Regions from separate parts of the Homo sapiens genome. Here region 1 is linked to region 2. A link is a contact called in ENCODE Hi-C or POLR2A ChIA-PET data. All regions are on one chromosome and are shown on one strand. Each heading gives the region's core, a stretch centred on a gene start or an enhancer-like site at or near the end of the contact. The rest is flanking DNA. Distances are from core to core; before and after follow the strand shown. Region 1 overlaps KALRN (kalirin RhoGEF kinase). Region 2 overlaps MYLK (myosin light chain kinase).

Region 1 (7,247 bases), core at 3,026-5,525, 620 kb before region 2:
CTTGCTAACACCCCAGTTTTCAACAGTGAGTGCATTAAGGTAGCGTTCCTAGAAACCATTCAGCAGTAGGTGGTGCTCTTGTGTCAGCTCAGTGTTCACAGGTTTTGTTCTATTCTCAAGCAGCCCAGTGAGTACAGACTGTGTCACGGTCAACTATTTATTTGGCACTAAGTATCTCTGGTCAACACAGAGTAATTGAAGACACTGGTCCTAACCTCCAGAAATTTTCAATATAATTGGGGGAATGAGATCTTTGAGCACCTAGCTATAATGCTAGATGGCATGGAACAGGGACAATTTGAGGGGGATGGATAAGGGCTGCAGGAAATGCTCAGAGGGAGAAAGAGCACCTCCAACAGGGCAGAACAGAGAGAGTAGCATCTGAGCTGGACCTTCAGCTGGGGGAGGGTTTTAATAGGCACATATAGTGGAGCAGGCATTCCAAATGGGAGGAGTGTTGGCATGAACAAAGGCATGAAAAGGTGGGAATGTGCAAAGCACAGAAGAGAATGCCCTGAGGGATGGGAGCTGAATGCCCAAGTCCAGTCTCACTCTCCATTCTAGGGCCCTCATGTTTGTACCCCCTCTTGCCACCTCATGACAAGGTCACCTCCCCAGGGAAATCTGGGACAAGCTGGTCAACCCAATCTCTAAAGAGGATGGAGGAAACCAAACCCTCTTTTATCTCTCCACCAGAACGCATATGTTACAGAGTATATCTTCTCACCACATCAGCAGTTGTTCCTATAGCAGGACATTCTTATGCTAGAGAAAGCTTACTAAGGAGAGACTAGAGGTGAACAAACCAAGAGTGGGATTTCAAAGGGGCCATGGGATGGGGGACTGGGGGAAGAACCCTTCTGGGATTCCAGCTAGAGGCAGATTTCCTCCAAGAGATTAATATTCCTTTGCGTGTTTTTTTTCTTTTTTTTATTATACTTTAAGTTCTAGGGTACATGTGCACAATGTGCAGGTTTGATACATAGGTATACATGTGCCATGTTGTTTTACCACAGGTTTCCGACTCTTTACAAGATAAGAGTATGAGGCTTTTGCTCTCCTTGGGAATGACCTCAGGAAGAGCCATGGGATACAGGAATGGGGTTGAACAGTAGATACCCTTGAGTTGGGCTTTTCCCTGAGAAACAGTAACTACTACTGACCTTGGCACCAGAACACTTTAACTCAACATTTTCATACTGGAAAAATCTCTCTGTGCTCACATGTGAGAAGACATCCTCCTGTATTTATATATGAGATGGTGTCTCTCTCTATTCAAGTGAGAGAACATCATTCTCTGGGTGGGCAAACTCTTGGGGTTTCAGATCAACTAACTTGGGCTACAAAAACTAGTGCACCTACACATACAAAATCTCATTCTCACCTGTGCAAGTGGGACCAAAAGCTGCAGACTCCTCCCATTACCCCTCATCCACTTGAAAAACTGGTCCCAGGAAAGCTGCATTAAAGAGTTTAGAGCCCACGTCAAACGAAAATAGGCTGAAAGAACTCACAGAACTTTATCTGGTGAAGAAAACATGAGGAAGGTCCCCAAGCACTGTCCCCAAGTTATGGGAGAGCTGCCCTGCAGGGGAAGGAAGAGAGTAGTTCCCCAATGACCCTGGGAGACAGAGATGGGACTGCAGGGTGTAACTACAGGAGGGTAGATTCTGGCCTGCTGGAAGGAGGACTTTCTAACAACTGGGGCTACAGAACAGTGGAACAGGCTGCCTCACAAAGCTGTGGCTTCCTCAGCCCTGGAAATGCTCAGAAGAATCTGGAAAAATGCACATCTGGAAGGGAGTTCTGCCATGGGTAAGGGATTGGACCTGAATCAAAGACTTTAGGATTCTCAGATGCTCCTGGCAAGACCTGAACCATTTGCCAGAATCCAGTTTTCCTCGTGGTCCACTGGTTATTCCATGGACTTCTGACTCTCTGTTGTGCTCTGACTCCTGGTAACCCACATGGCATGAACACAGACCTCCTGCACTCCTCTCTGTAGAGCCTGTGCTCCAGCCACACCCAACTGCAGACATTCCCAGGATCCAGCCTGCATTTTGAGGCTGCTGTGCCTTTGCTCACACTCTTCCATCTCCCTGCATCCCAAACCCTGGCTAAACATTTCTCCATCTATGCTCCCATAGCACTAATAGACACCGTTGTGAACTTACCTGTGCAATGGCTATTTGTTTGCTGGTGCCCTCTGCTCCAACATGGCCAGGCCTGAATGTAGCTCATCTTCCAATTGCCCATCCCTGGCACAGTACTCGGCACAGTGATTGGCTTATCTTCAGCAAGTGTTCTCTAAGATCCTGCCAGACTGGTTACAGCTTCCATTTCCTTTTCTCCCTGCTAGCAGCTGACCTTGTGTCTAATACCCACTGATGAGGTCCTCCTCAAGATCCCTTCTTGGTTTCTCCAGCCACCAGGTTCCTCACCTCCATGCTCTGCTGCCACAGGCTGCCTACTTTCCACTCTGGCATCTTTGTTGTGGATGGGGCTGTATTCCCCATGCATGCCCCTCAAGAGAGCCTCCCCAGGCATCTATCCACTGCTGATTCCACTCATTTACATGGGCCAGCACAAGTCTATCTCTACAAATCTACCATTTGTTCCATGTGCTGAATGTCTTCAAGGCTCCAGCCATACTGGTAGATTTATGTACATTTTCTTTAACTCATACAATAATCCTAAGGCAGGTATTAAAATCTATATTTTACAGATAAAGAAATCAGTGTTCAGAGGGGGTGAACTGAACACAGTCACTCAGCTACAAGTGGCCCAGCAGGGATTCAAACCCAGGTTTCTCCAGTTTCAAAGCCAGTGCTCTCTCTGTCCCCCACAGGAGGCCTGAACTGTGCATGGGGCTCTTCCTTAACTCTGACCAAGGAAGGAAGCAGGAATGGAAAAGGAAGGCCATTCAACAAGTTCAGAGAGAACAGGTGCACAAAAGGTAAGGACAGGCCTGAGGAGATGCCAGGACAGGGACCAAGAAGGTCACAAGTGGGAAAGGGAGTAGAAGAGGAACAGGGAAAATGGTAGAAGGTAGAAAAAAGGAAGGAAAGCAGGTTCCTCAAAGCAAAATGCCTAGAAAGAAACCTTGGGAAAGCTTCCTACCCCAAACAGAGACTTTGTTTTATAAAGTCTGACAAATTCATCACCCCAGGCAGGATAAGACTTTGGGTCCTGTTTTGGGCTCTAGGGAGTGACCAGAACTGTTTATACCTTGGAAGGAGAGGACAGGAAATAGAAGTGGATACTTTGCCCAGTGATGGGGCATTCCCAAATTACTTTATAATTTATAAAACAAATTATAAAGTAAAATTGGTTTTACTTTATAAACTCTGATTTTCCCTGCACTGCCCTACACTCTCCTCCATCCAAGGCCTAGGGTAAGAGTAGAGACACATAGTCCCAGCAGAAGGCCTGTCACACAGTAGACACTCAATGTCTGTTGATGAATGAGTCAATGAACTTTTCTCAGTTACTGCCCTGCACCACACACACACACACACACACACACACACACCTGAAGTGTCCTTCATTCTTCAAACAGGGTACCAAAACCTTTCCCCTGTTTCCCCTACTGGGGCAGAGCTGACATGTCTCCTTTTTGCTTGGACCACCTCCATGCTTTTTCTCCCATACATACTAAGACACTCACCCCACCTCCACCAGCCCTACCCCACCCAGAAAGCAACAGAGACCTTGATATCTTAACTCACCTGGGTTCTAGCCACTGGAGTGGTGACTCTCTAAACCATCTTTTCCTTACGATGTATCAAGAATTACATTAGTGCTAACTCTGATTTTCCCTGCACTGCCCTACACTATCCTCCATCCAAGGCCTAGGGTAAGAGTAGAGACACATAGCCCCAACAGAAGGCCTGTCACACAGTAGACACTCAATGTCTGTTGACGAATGAGTCAATGAACTTTTCTCAGTTACTGCCCTGCACCACACACACACACACACACACACACACACACATAGTTCATCTCTGATCAGACCTTCTTTTCACAGCTCACCTCAACTGCTGCAGACAGAGTCAGTGTGACAGCCCAGATTCTGGAAAGTACTGTTAACACAGTGTCTTAGTTCTCAGTTCCAAAGAGTCACTAAGGGGTCCACAGTTCTATGGGGTCCATTCATAAGCAGGGGCTGCATAGGCAGACTTTTTACACACAGCAGTTCAGGTCTTGGCACCTTCCACTCTCTTGAGAGAACCGTGGAAGGGAGCCAAGCCTCATGCCTGAGCATTCTTCCCCATCCTTCCTCCATTCTGTTCTCCACACCCACACTCCTCCTGCAGGCGTGCTAATCTCAGGATACAAATGGGGCTGAAAATGCAGGAGAGGGAAGAAAGGAGAGGGAGAAAGGATTTAAGAGGGAGAAAAACAGCTTTGGGAGAAAACACACACATGCAGCCTGTAGAACACGGTGACTTAGATTATTTTTGGAATCTAATGTTTCTAATGTTCAAGGGGAGGAAATGAGAAAAAGTAAGTCGAAATTCCCAGGACCAGCAGGCTGGAAATAATACAGGACACTGTGTTCTGTGTCAGGGGGCGGGATACAGACACACTTCCTTGCCCTGAGCTCCGTCAACAGGAGGTGGAGGGGTTTGGTGGTTAAGGTCTCAGTAGGAGAGGGGAGAGCAGGAACAAGAGGGCACCGGAGCCTTTCTCCAAAAAAAGCAGGAAATTACAACCACCCCGTAAAGGCCTTGCCCTTCTGGCCAACCCGAAGGTCACAGCTCTTTGAAGCCTCCCTCCCAACATGAAGGGCTCAGGCAATTGAACCACACAGAGACATGACACGCCCCTCTGGAGGCCTGTCCAGTGCTTGTCCCTTCACCACAGCACTGGTGAGGACACATGTCAAGTGACCCTTATCCTCCTAGCCCCCAGCCCCTTTAGCCACCGCCTAGGTTCCTGGCACATGCCACCATCTGTCCTGCACGGCAAGGAGCCTCCAAAGAGAGGGTGTAGAGAGTGTGTGTGTGCACGTGTGCACACATGTGTGTGTGCATGCGCACATGTGTGCGTGCGTGTGTTGGGAGAAGAGGGAGGAGCACCAGCTTCAAAGCAGAGGACTCTATCCCAAGCAAACCACTCAAGCACACCAAGTCTCAGCTTTCCCATCTGTGAAATGATGCCCCTATACGTGCCCACCTGGCCTACCACACACAGTACATGGGAGACTTGGATGATGAACCATGGACTGGATGATTTTGGGTGGGTCTCTGCTCTGGGTCAAAGATTACTATGTAAAAGGAAGGGCTGGGCCAGAAAATCTCTAAGGTCATGGGTGTGAAAATACTTTGAACATTCCGAAAAGAATTACATATTGTAATTACTGCAAAGGCACTTCACTTTGACAAATGACAGTGGAATCATGTTACTGCTGCCTCATGGGGAATGGGGGTGTTGGAGGTGTGGGGAAGAGAAGAGACAGTGGGCCAGGGTCCACCAGGGAAGTAGAAGCAGCAGGATTTCTCTACAACAGCCCCACTGGTTCTGGTCACCCCAGGCAGGATAAGACTTTGGGTCCTGTTTTGGGCTCTAGGGAGTGACCAGAACTGTTTATACCTTGGAGGGAGAGGACAGGAAATAGCAGTGGATACTTTGCCCAGTGACGGGGCATCCTGGGGATGTCCTGCAATGCTAATGTGGCCAACAGGACATACCAACCTCAAAACGCAATAAGCACATCACCCTTAGCACAGTGGTCTGCTGCCTACCACGATGCCCAGTGGTGCCCAGTGTAGATTTTCTCATGGTGATTAACATAAAAGCAGCATTATTTTGTTTGCACAGACTTCCAAGAATATTAAAATGCATAAACATTGCCATAGGAAGTATTTCTGGCCCCAAGTTTGCAAGGGAATAAGACAAATATGCTCTTAGCTATACTGCAAAGCAGAAGGTGACAAGTGTCTCAGATGTAGAGGGTGCATGGGGACAGGTGCTCACCTCTCATGGGACACCAGGAAGAATCACTTTTCTCTGGGGCTGCTTCAAGGACAGACCTTGTTTTTCCAGAGAACTTTCCCTGTGGAGGATGTCCCCACCCTGACTCCTCAGGTGTGACCCCAGTGTGACCTATGTGCTCCTCTTTTGTGCCCTGCCCAGGGGCACTGCATAGCCTGGTGACCTGCAGGACCCCCAAGAATCTACACCATAATTTCCAACTTCTCTCAAAAATCAATTCTGAATTTTGTTCCATTAAGGATAATTGAAAATGATTTAGAGCAGGTTCATTTGGAAGAGAGCATCAGTGACACTCTTCATGGTCTCAGCAGGCACCCATGACTGAAGAGTAAATCATAACTGAAATAGTGCAGGGAGAAGGAAGGGAAGCCAATGTTCCTGGAATAGCTATGCTGGGCCAGGCACCATGCCAGGCACTGCTACATACATAACCCCACTCAATTCTCATAACAACCCTGCGAAGAAGTTTGTCTTTTTTTTAAGCAAACAAACAAACAAAACCTCAAGGGAGTAGGGTTTTATTTGCTGAGAGGTTTCTTATTTTTCATAATTACCCAAGGCAACAATCCTGAAAAGAGAAGAACCCACTATAAATATGTAGGGGAGAATGAAAAAGCACAAAAGCAAAAAGTATTATACAATTGTTAAGTTGTAAAAGGGCTTAGATATTTATTTAGTGGAGCAAGTCTCAAAGGAAGAGGAAGGAAGAGAAATGGATTGGGGTTGGGGTGGGGCTTTATTAAACCACTCTGCAGATTCTGGTACATCTCCTCAGAAGTTTATTCTCTGTCATCACCACCTCCAAAGCTACCACCACCATGACCGTGGCCACCCCACTTCTCCTGTTGAAAGATGTTTTCATGAAGAGAGAGTATTGTGCATGAGAACAGTGCAGTGTGGAAGCAGAAGAAAAGTCAAAAGATGCTGAAGTAGAAGTAATATAAATTCTTTATCTTTGTTTTGTCGGTAACACAATTGGGGGTGATAAGTTAAAGATGTGCCTAATGTCTCACAATTGATACGTGTCACCCCAGGACAAATCCTAACCCCACCCACCACAGCTCCATTTCAGCATGGCACCCATGGATGTGAATAGAATTTCACCGTGCAAAAATGAATATGCAGGAAGGCATTTAAAAATTAGGTTTTCCAAGGTGAGCTTTCCTGTAGTGGTAAAGGCAGGGCTAGGCAGCCACGGAGGCCACAGTCTCTGCTGAACACCTAAAAAAAAAATGAGAGATTCTCATTTG
Region 2 (6,348 bases), core at 1,293-3,792:
CCCTACTTCTCTCTTCAACCTCTTCCTCTCTCCTGGCTCCTCCCAGCAGCCCGTAAGTGTCGCCATCTTAGCCAGATGCACAGGCATTAATAACTCCTGCAATGTTCTCTCTCACTCTAGCCACCCTACCTTCTCTCTCTGACAGGGGTGAGTCTCTACTGCACTTCCGCTTCTTCACCCCCCAGCACCCTCCAGCTGCCTATGGCCTCACCCCCACGCCCCATTAGTCTGCAGGGACTGTTCTTCTGAGGTCACCATGACCTCCCAATCCTGACTCCACTCGATTTTCCTTACCTTCATACCAGGATTTCCTTCATCCCAGGATTGAGTGGGGTCTGTCTCCAGACTGATTCTCAAGTTCACTTTTCCTCTCCTCCCTTAACACTGTCTTCGTGCCCTGGTCAGCTCTCTCCTGGAGCATCAAGAGAGTTTTCTAACCAGTCTCCCGCTGTTGTCATGTTCTGCTCCAGTTGTTCCCCGTGTGGCAGGTGCTTGGGACAGCAGAAGAATGAGCAGGCAGAGGAGCAGACAGAGAGAGAGAGTAGACTCTATGCCTCATGCATTTGTGGGCCTTCATATGTTGTGCATGTGAAAGCCTTTGACCTGGCATTTATTGATATGTGCACGAGACCCGAGCGGGTTTTCCATTTGTCCTTGGCTTTCAAGCTTATAGGGTACATTTGTGAAAATTAGAAAAAGGGGCCTTGCTGGGCAGAGTGAAAAGGGTACAGCACCCCCAGCCTCACCCCAGAACTCATGACCTGGCCTTGGGGAGGACAGGTTGGCCCAGATGCCCCCACTAGACCCCTTTTATGCAGTGCACAAAACTCTCAGCTGTGTGTGCTGATCCCAACCTTAACTTCCTGCAAACTAGCCTTTCCTGTGTGTTCCTGGTGCACACACACGTGGGCACACAGAACAAAAGGATCTGTTGGTAACAGGGCTTGTGTGGCTACCGTGGTTAGAAGTCTTCCACTGGAATCTCTCTTATGGAAGTATCTAGATATGAAGTTAGAAGTTGTAGACATTGACTCTTAAGGTCTCTTGTAGCTCTGACATTCTATGATTCCCCAACTCTATTCTCTGACATTCTGATTCCTCGACTCTATTCTCTGACATTCTATGGTTCCTCACCTCTGTTCTCTGGTGGTCTGTGATTCCTTGACTTTGTTCTCTGACATTCTGTGATTCCCTGACTTAGTTCTCAAGCAGTTTTTCTCCCCTATCTTCATCTCGTATCATCACCTTAGGACTAGGATGGACAGGACTGATGTTTCCAGCCTTATGCAGGAGAAACTGAGGCCTAATCTGAACAAAGTAACATAGTGCATCAGAGGCTAAGTGGGAACTAGCTCTAAACTTTCAAACACTTGTCCTCCAGTGCCACTCATGGGAGTGTGAAGTAGGTACAGAATGTCCCAAAAGGTAAAGGAACACTCTGGCTGCAAAACTCATCTTGAGGGGAGACATGCAAGCCTTTTGGGGAGCTGTCCACATGCCAGAGAGTTGTTGATGTCTGTGCCTCCATTTTTCTCATGCTGAGCCTTAGGAAGCCCTGTAGCACTTCCCTTCAGCCCCTAAGCAGCTGGGGAAGAAGAAGTCCTTGTCCAACCAGGTGAATAAGGAAGACACGAGGATAAAGGTCAAAGTAATACAGAGCTGGGAAGACAAATGAGGTGGCCAGTGAGCTATGCCCATGCCAGCTACCAGAACAGACCACAGGTTCCACACCCTGGCCCGACTCCCCAGAGAGGAAGTACTGCAAAGCCCCCTGGAAGATTGTCCCTGGACACAGGGGACCCGGGAGAGGGAATTCACAGAGGACTGAGCTCCAGCATCCACTCCCCACCCCCAGTTGTCCATATTTCTGTTTACCTTCTCTCTTGCTCTGTTCCTCTCCCTGGCCTTGTTTCTTTACCCTGTGTTCTGTTTCAGCCATTTCTCAGTGTCCGTCACCCTGTCCCATGTCCCCTCTTTTCCCTTTGTCTTCCTTCCTCTGACCCTGTTCTTTTGTTTCTTTTGGTTAGAAGTTTCAGATCGGGGAAGACTGGTGTACAAAGGGGTCAGGGAATGGGTTTTTCATTTCTAAAGGAGAAGAACAACCCTTTTCTCACTCTGTCTCTTTTTGGTGACTCCAGGTGTTTATTTGAATAATTTCCTCCCAAGGAGTCAGGAACCTGTGGAGGCTTGGTGCTAGTGATCCACTTTACTGGTACATTTAGATCTGTTCTGAAGCACTGATTTGGCCCTGTACTCCCGTCCTATCAGCAAGCATCAGTTTAAACTTTTCTTTGATGTTCTCTCTCATCTGCTCCTCCTTAAGCAACTTTGGGGTCAGCTTCTTTGAACTGCTTTTCTACAGAAAAGCTCTCCCTCCCCCCAGCCCCCACGATGCCCAGCTCCTGCGCAGTGCCACGCACTCCCCTCCTCCGATCACCACTACGCGGGCTGCAGTTCTGGCCTTTTATGGTTTAGTTTCTTATTCTCTGCAGCCAGTGCTGACAGGGCCATTGGCGTGGCTGTCTGCCAGCTGGCAGGAGCAGCATGTTAAATGCCGTCCTGGGAGGGGAATGGAATGGAGGAGAACCGAGGCTTTCTGTCTGCCTCCCCCTCAAAGAACTAAGAATAGAATTGCTCAATAAAATAGGACTCACATTGATGGATACAGCAAAGCCACATTCATTCAGAGCCTGTACACTTAGAATTAGTTCAAAGTAAACCTGGATGAAGCTCAGATTTACCTGTGCATCTTCAGGGACATCTCTGTATTCCCTGATCAGGGTTTATTAAGCAGATGTAAAATGTACATGAGGTAAAACAGGAATCACTTGGTCTGCTCCGGACAGTTTTCATGCATTTACAGACCAGCTAAATAAGGCCAGTTTAATACAACTCCTCCTTGTTAGCAGCAAACTTCTCTTATTGTATATTCTTTAAAGGGCCACTTTCTTTTCAGATCCTCTCTGGCTCCTATTTTTCAAACAATAATAAAAACTAGCCTTTCCCTCTGTTAGCTTAAATGAGTGATATTTAGCTATTTTGGAGACTTATTATTATTATATTTTAAAAGGCAGCCCAGGAATTTGCAATGCTCAGAGCCTCTTCCTGCACATGCGCCCCTGGTCTTGGCCTGTGGGGAATAAGGGAGGGGACAGTGAGCAGCATACCCAGATGGATTCCTTAAGGTCACTCACCCAGCACGAGAAAAGCAGGTCTCTTTTCATATCTTTAAAGGAGAAAAACAAAGTAGAGAGAACCCCAAATACCCAATAATCCCCAAATACTAACTGAGTTTGGAGCTTGCATGATTTCCCATCTTAATGCTCAGCTCAGGCTTAAGCAAGATGCCTTCTTGAGCTCATTCTGCCTGATAGCCTGGAAAGTCTTGAGCCCTGGAGCGAGGGTCCAGAGGCTTTTTGGAATCTCCTTTTGGCTCTGCCACTGACTACTGGGTTTTCTTGATAAGCAAAATGCCTTAGCTGCTGAGGACCCATTTCCCAAGGGCTAGGATTATCCAGGTAGATGACATGTGGGGGCCCTTCCAGCAGCTGCTGAAGTCCCAGGGAAGGGACATCCAGGTGGGGCTAGGCATAGCCACTGGTCATCTTCAAATAAGCGAGGACCAAGAGACCTCAAGAGCAGTTACTCTAGTGGGAAGCTGTAGGACAGGATCCTCCATTTTCCTGGAAATTAGAACATTTGCTGAGGAGAAAATCCTGGAGCTGGTGCCACTGGAGACTCTTGTCTTAGACTGAGCTGAGTTTCCTATTCTGTTAGTCAAGCCTCCAGGGAGCCCTGGGAGAATTCAGAGGAAATGTGGAGTCTCCTTTGCCCAGAGATGCCCAGGGTCTCCCTCCCAGTCTGAGTGTGTCGCCGTGGAGGACAAGCTCACAGGAGCTCCCTGTTCTAAGGACATCTGTTCTTTTCTGAGAGTTTTCATCCCTTTACTAGTTCAGCCACTGCATGGGGCTCATAGCTTAGAAAGAACAGAAAGCATTAGGTGCAGCCCACAGCTCTAAAGGCAGGTGGAGGAGTGGGAGGCCTCCAATCTCCTAGGACTTCTGACTTGGGTCTTTTCTGAACTCCTTAATTTGGTAGCAAATTCCTTAAAAATGTTGGAGTTTTACTTGGAATTAAAGTCCCTCGCCCCAAATTTTGCATCTTCTCTTGTGTGACAAGTCTTACGTATCACATATGTCATGTATAGGTTCTCATTTTCAGCCAAGAGACATGTGTAACAGGGTAGGGTACAAATGGCACCTCTTCTGCAACACCCATTTCTCAGTTTTCTTTTCTTGACCAAAGCAGAAGGAAGATCAGTTGGCAGAGTGCATTCGTTTATAAGCCCACACAACTCCAACTGTGGCCAATCACATGGTCTCCAGGCAGTCTTCTCTGGGAGGAATAGTGGGTCTGTCTTCCATCCCTCTTCAGGTTTTTTTACTTCCTTAGCTGGGTCTTGAGAGGACTTGAACCACTTGTCTTTAAGAGAGTTTAGAGTAATAAACATCTTAGCCAAAACCAGAAATGTTTCAAAAAAGGCCAATATATCTCTCAGAACAAACAGTTTTTCTAAGAGAACATATTAAACAGCCAGTGAAAGTGCTTCCATCACAGGAGGCCTCTGGCATGACTGCCAGCACTGGGAAGTGGCTCTGTCACAATCCCAGAATCATTCCCAGGGCTTTGGTTATTGGGGTAGACAGTTTCTGGGCAGTGCATTCTGGGCTGGAATGTGGATCGGCAGGGCTGGGAGAGGGGACAAGAATGAATATGAGTATGAGTATATATACTCATATACACATGTATATACATGCAGATTTTTCTTCTCCATATACACAGGGTCATTTGCAGCCATTGCCTTTGGCCTTCCTGCCTTGCTGGAGGTGGGAGAGTAGCGGTCAAGTACTTTATCTATGTTTGCTTACTTGATGCTTGCAAAAACCCTAAGAGGTAGGAACATATTAGCACCATTCTCTGAATGAGAAAGCCAGGCAAACAAACCAGTTTCAAATTTGCTGGGGTTGACATAGCTTAAAAGCATGGTTTCAATTGCTAGTTTGTGAGGCTTCATGAAATCAAACAGCATTGGGGGAGATGAAGGGTTAATGAACACAACACAGATATCTGTAACTAACCAACCATCTGCAAAAACTAAATCTGAAAAATAGGAGAGTTTTGCTCAGATAAGCAACTAATAAAATCAGCAAAACTCAAGAGCCTCATTAAAGTATTGGCTACCATGATTTGACTTGAAGTTGGCAGTACTGCTAGTTCTGAGGCCAGGTCATCTGAATGAGAAGGCAGCCAGCCAAAAGGGCCACTTCTTATTTGTGTCCTCAGCTCATTTTCTGTCCATTAGTCAGGGATGGCTGTGATTTGCTATTGTGGTTTGCTTTTGAAATTATTTATATCTCAACAGCCCTCTGAGAATAAAAGAGGTAGGGTAGGAGTAATTTTTAAGTATATAAAGTTAGAAATAAACTCCTACAATAATCTTGATAGTAATGACTAGTCAAGCCAGCCACTCTTCTAAGAATTTCTTACAACCACCTGTGATACAAGTGCTGTTGTTATTCACATTTTACAGATGAGGAAACTGAGGCTCAGGGCAATTAACAGCTACTGTGTGGGGACAGATCTGTGTTCAAACTTGAATCTGTCTGACTTCAGAGCACAAACACTGTGCTATACCACCCCTTGGTGGGGCAGGCATTTCTCAAGACCCAGAGAAAGTGGAGGCAGACCCCTAGTTATGTCACAGGTCATTGGCCAAGGGCCTGAAGGACAGACACACACACTCATGCTGAACTCTCTCTCTCAAAACATGTTTTCGATAGGAAATAGTCCACGCCTTCTGGGCAGCTTCCTAGATCTGTTTACTCTGACAAATATGTTTATGACTTGGGCAAAGTACAGGAAATCGTGACTTGCATGTAGACTGGAAAACTAGCAAAAAAAAGCGAGGGGGCCTTTTTTGGAGCAAATAATTATACATGGGGCTTTCCGTACAGGTGGGTTTGTACATAGCTCTAACTGTGATGTGCGGATGAGGGAAAGAGACGCAGGACCAGGGACTTTGGATTGGGTTCTCTAGGCTGCCTTCCCCCCATGACACAGGTAATTCAAAAACTTCCTTTGCCTGCAATTCTGGAAAGTGTGGGTGATGTTGTGCTTCTTTATCCCCAGATAAGCCAGACCCCCCAGCTGGCACACCTTGTGCCTCTGACATTCGGAGCTCCTCACTGACCCTGTCCTGGTATGGCTCCTCATATGATGGGGGCAGTGCTGTACAGTCCTACAGCATCGAGATCTGGGACTCAGCCAACAAGACGTGGAAGGAACTAG

What was found. A loop is a pair of places that touch in the nucleus more often than their neighbours do. ChIA-PET counts read pairs that join two places held with the same protein, here RNA polymerase II (POLR2A). Pooled maps may share reads with other maps.
Region 1: a loop to region 2 is called in a map of MCF 10A, with 4 times the contacts of the local background. The contact joins two enhancer-like sites. A Hi-C loop is called at or near these places in 3 of 168 maps with a recorded cell type or tissue (MCF 10A, PC-9 and mammary epithelial cell) and 11 of 50 pooled maps. POLR2A ChIA-PET finds 5 or more read pairs at or near these places in 1 of 52 experiments (BJ).

Annotation. Positions count from the first base shown.
Region 1 is chr3:124,274,744-124,281,990 of GRCh38, reverse strand. The region is part of intron 5 of KALRN (kalirin RhoGEF kinase); the gene reads right to left. Among named protein-coding and RNA genes, the nearest start is that of MIR6083, 96 kb to the left of the region's middle. Within about 2 kb of position 4,275, at least 16 of the 41 ENCODE cell types and tissues checked have a DNase peak (open chromatin) inside an H3K27ac peak, as active enhancers do.
Region 2 is chr3:123,657,270-123,663,617 of GRCh38, reverse strand. MYLK (myosin light chain kinase) reads left to right here. Exons shown (of 34, transcript NM_053025.4): 24 at 6,190-6,348. LOC124909421 (a long non-coding RNA gene) reads right to left here. Exons shown (of 2, transcript XR_007096038.1): 2 at 2,119-4,749. Among named protein-coding and RNA genes, the nearest start is that of MYLK-AS2, 29 kb to the left of the region's middle. Within about 2 kb of position 2,542, at least 18 of the 41 ENCODE cell types and tissues checked have a DNase peak (open chromatin) inside an H3K27ac peak, as active enhancers do.